Linked DNA regions of Homo sapiens: region 1 is linked to region 2. Evidence: chromatin contacts called from ENCODE Hi-C data. All regions are on one chromosome and are shown on one strand. Each heading gives the region's core, a stretch centred on a gene start or an enhancer-like site at or near the end of the contact. The rest is flanking DNA. Distances are from core to core; before and after follow the strand shown.

The links. Hi-C counts contacts between places; a loop is a spot of excess contacts on that map. Pooled maps may share reads with other maps.
Region 1: a map of CD8-positive, alpha-beta T cell shows a loop between it and region 2 (15-fold over the local background). The contact joins the promoter of ULK4 here to the promoter of SLC25A38 in region 2. A Hi-C loop is called at or near these places in 4 of 168 maps with a recorded cell type or tissue (CD8-positive, alpha-beta T cell, ascending aorta and naive thymus-derived CD4-positive, alpha-beta T cell) and 8 of 50 pooled maps.

Annotation. Positions count from the first base shown.
Region 1 is chr3:41,959,648-41,963,675 of GRCh38, reverse strand. It overlaps ULK4 (unc-51 like kinase 4), which reads left to right and starts at 1,573. Exons shown (of 37, transcript NM_017886.4): 1 at 1,573-1,660. RefSeq lists enhancers at 1,244-1,293, 1,444-1,603.
Region 2 is chr3:39,381,815-39,385,817 of GRCh38, reverse strand. SLC25A38 (solute carrier family 25 member 38) reads right to left here and starts at 2,448. Exons shown (of 7, transcript NM_017875.4): 1 at 2,025-2,448. The coding sequence starts at 2,093. It overlaps LOC105377644 (a long non-coding RNA gene), which reads left to right and starts at 1,493. Exons shown (of 3, transcript XR_007096252.1): 1 at 1,493-1,577; 2 at 2,774-2,865. RefSeq lists enhancers at 1,240-1,309, 1,780-1,829, 1,840-1,939, 1,960-2,139 and a silencer at 1,400-1,549.

The DNA of each region.
Region 1 (4,028 bases), core at 324-2,823, 2.6 Mb before region 2:
GTTTCAGAGAGAATAGATTGTAAATGTTTCTTATCAGACTTAAAACAGGTGTCAGGTTCTCAGTTAATTCTCTCCAGCATCAGGGAAAAGACCTGGAAAGACAAGGGGATTCTTTACAGAATGTAGATTCCCCCCAGAAGAGATAGCTCTGCAAGGCCATTTCAAAATATGTCAAATAAATATATTTGGCCAGGCACGGTGGCTCACACCTGTAATCCCAGCACTTTGGGAGGCCAAGGCGGGTGGATCACCTGAGGTCAGGAGTTCAAGATGAGCTTGGCCAACACAGTGAAACCCTGTCTCTACTAAAAATACAAAAATTAGCTGGTGTGGTGGCACACGCCTGTAATCCCAGCTACTTGGGAGGCTGAGGCAGGAGAATCACTTGAACCCAGGAGGTGGAGGTTGCAGTGAGCCGAGATTGCGCCACTGCCCTCTAGTCTGTGTGATGCAGCGAGACTGTCTCAAAAAAAATATATATATATATACGTATATGAGTATATATGTATACATAAGAGTATATGTGTGTGTGTGTTTGTCTATGTGTGTGTATATATATATCAGGATAAAATACTTCAATGTCTTTTGGGGCCTGCTGCCATGTTGGTATCTTATTGCTGCAAAAAAGTCTGTTTTGTCAGTCTTAAGGTCTCTGTTTAATGTTAACGCTGGTCAGCTGTGCCTGTATTCCAACGGGAGGAGGGTATAATGAGGCCTGTCCCACCCCATCTTCCCATCATTGCCTGAGCTAGTTCTTCAGGTTAACTTTGGCGTGCCTTTGGCCCAGAGGAGGGATCCACTCAGTTGGTAGGGGGGCTTGGAACTTTTATTTTTAGTTTACACAATCAACTTGAGATCAGAGTGTCTCATCTGTTTCCTCCATCTCCAAAAAGGAAGGTAATTCACAGCCTTCTCTTTTCTAAATGGTGAGGACCCCGGGGCCCCTGCTTCTGAGGCGTTGGTTATCCAGACTATGCCACCATGTCTACCTGAGCTCCCAGAAGAAGCCAGAAAGAAAAGAATGGAAGGAAACAGAAGGACAGTGGGAACGGGAAGAGAAGAAATGACGAGGTCTCAGTTCTCCACACTCTAGCCTCAGCACCCACTTAAGATTGAAGAGTAGTCCCTCACGGGCTCCCACTTCGGACTCTGGCCAATAGGAACTGAGACTCTTAACCAATCAGCGCTTTGCGTTTTTCCAGCGTTCTGCGTGCTGCCATGGAGATGGAATGAGCAAATCCAAACATAGAGGGATGGTGGGCCGACCACTATGACTGTTACTCCAGCACTTCCCGCCCCAGTCTCTGGCCTGTGGGCTCGTCCAAAGGCAGGGCGTGATGCCCTTTGGGTGGAGGGAGGGGCCCTCGTGGTCTCTCACTTCCGGGCCCCAGCCAACAGGAACGGAAACTGCACAGCCAGTCGGCTTCCTGAGCTTCTTCCGGCGTTCTGTGTGCTGCCGTGGAAACCGTATGGACGAATCCAAACCTGGAGGGGCGTCGCCTCCGTAAGGCTGGTCGGCTTCTTCCGCGCGTTCCGCTTTGCTTCACTGCTTTCTCCCCCATTCTTGGGCCTGTGGACCTGTCCTGAGGCAGAGGCCGAGATGCGCGCAACCGCGGGAGCAGCCAAGTGGACTGGACTCTTTTCTTGACTTAGCTACCAGGTGCGTGGCAGTGGCGGTTTTAGTAGCTACGAGTCTGAGTTCGTGTCTGCCTAAGCGGTCGCGGAAGAGCGCGCAGGCCTGCCGGGGCGGGTGGGTGGTGGCGCCTGGCCGCCCTCTCTCCTTCTGCCAGTGGACCCCGTACCCCCTGCGCTCCCCTGCTTTGCGCTCGTGTTAAAAAAGCCGCCCGTTTTTATCCGGGCGTTAGTTAAGGGCACACGGGACGCCTCTTCTAGGACCTGGGTGCAGCGGGGAGAGAGAGTGCTTGTGTGTTTCGGCTTGGGAGATGTGCTTTATGGACGCCATCTCTTAACTTCCCAGAGCGGACCGCGTCTTCACCGCCCTGCAGCGCTTCCTAGGCTCCCAGCCGGTCTCGCGGACTGATGCCTACGGACGTAGCGAGGCCGCGAAAGCCGCCGATTCGCCCGCCGCGAGTTGCCTGGGGAGCGGGGGGGGGGGGGGGGGGGGTGAGTGACTACGTAGCGCCCCTGAGTCTGTGATAATTGAGTCTGTGAAGTGCGGCGAGGAGGAGCACCTATGGAGTGCTTAGTGTGGCGCGCGCCATCGGTTACATCTCGGGGTTGATTTGGCTGGCATTTCGCAGACTTGAGCGCATCCCAGTCACCCCAGGGCGTGTAGTAACACAGAAGGCCAGGCCCTACCGCCGTAGTGTATGATTCCGTAAATTTGGGGCAGGGCCGATAACTTTTTCTTTTGTATTAAGTCCCAGGTGATGCTCATGCTTCTGGTGCGGGAGTCATGATTGTGCTGAAAGTGGGCACCTGTGCGCTCTTATCACCTGTTCGCTCTCAGCGTTCCTTGAATGTAGGACCTGCCCCCGACTCTTAAATGCCTCATTTGCACCTGTATGTGATTTGCTCTGCCTTCTGGCTTCTTAGATGCTTCTTAGGTGAACTTGTGAATTAAGAGAGACTTCCTTAGGAGCACTATAGGTTAAGAGACTAAACTGTGGTTTCTGGGAAAGCACACTCGAGTGAGAAAACCATGAAGAAACCTAAGGAAGTGATGACTACGAAAGTCAGGGGGTGGTTAACTTTTGGGGATCAGGAGGGGTGGTGATTGAGACAGGCTCACAGAGGGGCTGCTTGTGTGGCTGGCAAAGTCCTATTTCCTGACTTTGGGTGGTGATTAGAAGGGTGTCCCTCTTTAGTAATTCATTAAACTATGTATTCTGTGGAGTTTTCTGTACTTGTGTTTTATTTTATAATTAAGAGGTTACAGCTTTAAAAATGAATATTAGGAAGTCTGTAATGGGGAACGTGTTTGGACTGAGTCAAAGAATCTTAAAGTCATGGAATTTCAACTATTAATAAGTTATTGAAAGATAACTTAGTGCCAGGCGCGGTGGCTCACACCTGTAATCCTAGCACTTTGGAAGGCCGAGGCAGGCGGATCACTTGAGGCCAGGAGTTCTAGACCAGCCTGGGCAACATAGTGAAACTCCATATCTACCAAAAACACAAAAAATTAACTGGGTGTGGTGGTGTGCCAGAGGCTGAGGTGGCTACTCTGGAGGCTGAGGCACGAGAATCGTTTGAACCCTGGAGGTGGAGGTTGCAGTGAGCCTAGATCTTGCCCCTGCACACCAGCCTGGGCCACTGAGTGAGACCCTGTCCAAAAAAAAAAAAGAAAATCATTTGATCCAATTCTTATTTTACTCTAAGGAAACAGCCTTAGAGAGGAGAAATGCTTGAAAGTAACAAACCACCCTATCTAAGCAGATTTATAACTAATGTGTTTTGTTAATTTCAGACTGAAATTGTCCACATGTGACTTGATGGTCAGATGTGACTAAAGATTAAGGAAATGAATTTGGCCTAAATCAAATTCAAAATTTCAAGATGGGCTGGATGGTGGCTTGCACCTGTAATTCCAGAATTTTGGGAGGCTGAGGCAGGAGGATTGCTTGAGCCCAGGGGTTCAAGACCTAGCCTCCTTTAAAAAAAAAAAAAATCAAGATTTTACTTAATTTTTTCCCTTGTAGCCTAAAACCTTATTTTCAAGAAATCAGTTATACATACTGTATGAAAACTTATTTTATCATCTTATCCTGAGATATCCTAATGTAGACAATTTGTGAACACTTAAGGTTTCTGATTATATTTTTTCTGGCTTAGTAACTTCCCATCTTAACATACTGTCAGTTTAATCTTATTTTGGTTATAATACATACCATATAGCTGGGACTACAGGCATGCACCACCATGCCAGGCTATTTTATTTGTGTAGAGTCGGGATCTCACCATGTTGCCCAGGCTGGTCTTGAACTCTTGGCTTCAGACAATCCTGCCTCCACCTCCGAAAGCGTTGGGATTACAGACATGAGGCACTGTGCTAGGCCAGGATTGGT
Region 2 (4,003 bases), core at 1,199-3,698:
CTTCTACAGCAACACCTGTCCCCATCTCCCTTATGACTGCGTGTCAAAGACAGAATAGTCACAACTCCTGCCTGTCTTGTTCATGGTGATATCTCAAGAACTGACCTCGGAGCCTGGTGCACAGTAGGTGTTCAGCAGTGACAGCGGAATGAATCTTACCACCTAACAGGAAACCTTATGCTCTCCCTTTGAGCACAATCCCACATGATAGGGCTCGGTGGGCCCTGCATGACTCATCCCAGGATGGGTTAATCTCCCCCACCTCTCTCCAGGCCCCTTGCTCCAGCAAGGCTATAGGAATGACCTGCAGTTAGTTTCTGGGCAGTTATGTTAGGCGCTGCTTCCCCAGTGCTCACACAGGTGCTGTGTGGAATTTGTTTTAAAACAAATTTGCTGCTGTCCTTGACCTTCCCACCCTTGATTGCAGGAAATATCTTCTTAACGTCTTTTATTTCACAGCACAGTGATTAGACATGTTATTGGCTCAAGTTATTGAGCCAATAACTTTTTTAGCTTTGTACTTTTCCCAGTCCATTAGCACAGAGCAGATGTTATTTATACTAGCAGTATAGATCAACTTCTAATAGGCAAAAACAAGACAACAACAACAACAAAAACCATCCCAACAGGTAATACTGAATGGTCTTAAGATTTTTGTCAATGGTGAATGGCACACATCCTTTGCGAGTGAACTTAACTTTTAAAAAGTAGCTCAAGGCCAAGCGCGGTGGCTCACACTTGTAATCCTAGCACTTTAGGAGGCCGAGGCAGACGGATCACTTGAGGTCAGGAGTTCAAGACCAGCCTGGCCAACATGGTGAAACCCTCTCTCTACTAAAAATACAAAAACTAGCCGGGCGTGGTGGCGCACGCCTGTAATCCCAGCAACGTGGGAGACTGAGACAGGAAAAATACTTGAACCCGGGAGTCAGAGGTTGCAGTTGAGCCGAGATCACGCCACTGCACTCCAGCGCGGGCGACAGGGCGAGACTCTGTCTCAAAAAAAAAAAAAAAGAAAAAAGAAAAGAAAGCTCAAAAATATATTCAAGGTAAATAAAAAAGTAGTTTCTTTTTAAGGGGAGAAAGAAGAGGGCATAAACAATAATACGCACACGAAATAAGTAGCACATAAGAGTACAAACTGGATCCACAAGCAATTCCTACTGCCCTGAAAAAACTATCCTAAGTCCAATTCACATCTGGAGGCGAGGGCTGGAGAGCCCTGAAAAAGGTAAGCAGGTTTTCAAAGACGTCAACGTAAAGTCGCCACCGCCGCCGTCTCCGCCTTTAAGGATTAAAAAAAAAAATAAAAGCCGCCCCTACCTCGGGCGCAAGACCTCAGAGGGAGAGCTGCGGCAGCTGCAGTGGCCTCAGGCCTTTAGCGTCTAAAGACTGGTTGCACCCCGACTCCACCTACCGGGCAACCACGCCGCCAGCCCCGCCTCCGCCTCCACCAATAGCGGCCCGGCGGCCCGGGCACGATGACCAATCGAACGCCGGAGGAGGCGTGGCGTCGCTGGGGGACCACGCGCCGTCCCAACAGGCTGGAAGGGTGCCGCCACGACTGGCCCCTCCAGGTAGGCCGCCGCCCGCGGGCGCACAGCGCTACCCGGCCAGCTCGCTGCGGCATCAACGGCTTCTCAGCGTCAGCGCTATTATCAGGCCTTGTGACCGTCCCAAATCTGCCCGGGTGCCCTTCCACCTGGCAGCCTACTCGCACCTTGTGGGGGCCGCGCGGGCACACTCCCCGGCACGCGTCCAGTCCAGGCCCCGGCAATTCCGCCCTTTACCGGGACATCGGCCCTACAGCGCCTGCCCCCAGGGCTGGCCTGCAGCTCCTGGCCTCTCCTCACTCCCTGCCCCCTTCTCAATTCCCTTAGTCAGACTCCTCTCCCGCCGCATCCTAAATCCTGAGCGCACCCTGGGGCGCGGAAAAGGGTAGCCGAGCCTTAGCAACGCCCCGAATTCTCCGGCCCGAGCCCGCGGTTCGGACCCCTGCCCTTCCTTCCCCGCAGTGCCCTCACCATAAGCGTTTCCACCGTGTCTCCGACATCTTGGGGTTGCAGCAGCGACGGACGTGAGTTCTGAATCATTGGAGATGAGGCCCGCGAGTCCTCTGGGCCCAGGGTGCCGTCGACGGGCGCTTGGGCCCAGCCCTGGAGGCCTTGAAGAAGGCTAGGGGGTGGCGCTAGCCAGGCGACGCGCTTTAAGCCGCGGGCTCTCTGACGTCTGCGCCTATAAGCACGCAGCCGCCGGGGTTCGGATCCTGCTAGTCCAGGGGCTGCGGGCGCGGAACAATCTTGCTGCGGGAATTACGCGCCGCTCTTCACCCGCGCCGCAGACTCCGCGGCTCTGCTCTCCTGCCCATCCTGCCCTGCTGCAGGCTTCAGCACCGTAGGAGATGAGGTTCTGTGTATCCCGGGGTGGAGGAAGCGCCGGAGGAACTCTGTAGAAGGGGAGATTTCGCTTCCGGGTGGGACGCTTGTCACGTGAGGGTGTTCTGAGTGCCACCTGGTGAAAACGCCCAGAACTGAAGGATCCGCGCTTCCTTGCACCCAGAACTTAATGGAGCGTCTGCAGGGAACTTTGCTTTTGCGTGGAACGTCTGAACGTATTTACAATCCAGACCTGGTCTGCCCAGTAAGGCAGCCACTAGCCAACGTGGGCTATTGATTTATTAATTGATACATTAATTTTAATTATATTAAAACAAGCAGTGTGGAATGCTTTCTCCTTAAACAGGCGTTTTTTTGTTTTGTTGTTTTTTTTTCAGGACCATATTTCCCTTTAAATGCTGAAAATTTAGTGTGGAATTGATATGTACTGTATGCATAAACCACACGCTGGATGTCTAAGACTGGTGAGGTAAAATCTCAATAATTTTTATATGTTGAAATGATATTTTGGATATATTGGGTTAGGTGAAATATTAAAATTAACTTCAGGCCGGGGGCAGTGGCCCAGGCCTGTAATCTCAGCACTTTGTGAGGCCTAGTCTGGAGGATTGCTTGAGGGAGCCAAGGAGTTGGAGACCAGCGTGGACGACAAAGCAAGACCCCGTCTCTAAAACAAATAATAATAACTTCATGTGTTTCTTTTTAAATGTGGCTAGTAAAACATTTAAACTTTAACATGTGGCTCCCATTACATTTCTGTAGGACAGCGCTGGTCTAGTTGGTCAAAATTCTGGTTTATTGCTCACCTGGAATCTGTCAATGGCTTTTTTGGTCTCCCAACTTCCCCTTATGCCTGTCTGGCTGATCCATGGAAAAGCATTACTGCTGGGATCCTGACACTCCTGTTGAAAATGCAGTGGCCCTGGTAATAAAGTCCAAGCTTTTCATAGCAACCTTCGCTACTTTCCACCTTCATTCATCACCCAAGAACTAGATCAGAAAGGAAAGTGACTTAGGGAGCAAGATAATATTTTTTCAGGCTTCATTCCTGTGCTTCTGAGGTACATAGAACAGGAAGGAAAGTGGTCCCAGAGGAGGTTATTCCCAGAAAGGATTAAGGAAAGTATAAACATTAAAAAAAAAAAAAAAATTACAGGCCGGGTGCGGTGGCTCACGCCTGTAATCCCAGCACTTTGGGAGGCCGAGGCGAGCCGATCACGAGGTCAGGAGATCGAGACCATCCTGGCTAACATGGTGAAATCCCGTCTCTGCTAAAAATATAGCCGGGTGTGGTGGCAGGCGCCTGTAGTCCCAGCTACTCGGGAGGCTGAAGCAGGAGAATGGCGTGAACCCAGGAAGTGGAGCTTGCAGTGGGCCGAGATCGTGCCACTGCACTGCAGCCTGGGCGACAGAGCGAGACTCCATCTCAAAAAACAAAACGAAACAAAATTACAAACCTGCCTGGTGATTGAATACTTTGCTACCCTTTGTTCTAAGCTGCAAGGCTTATTTTTCTTTGTGCAGTAGTGATGTTGATAACTATGCACTGAAACTTCTTTTTAAAGGAAGACCTAATTCCACCCTGACACCCACCCCCGCTGCACTGA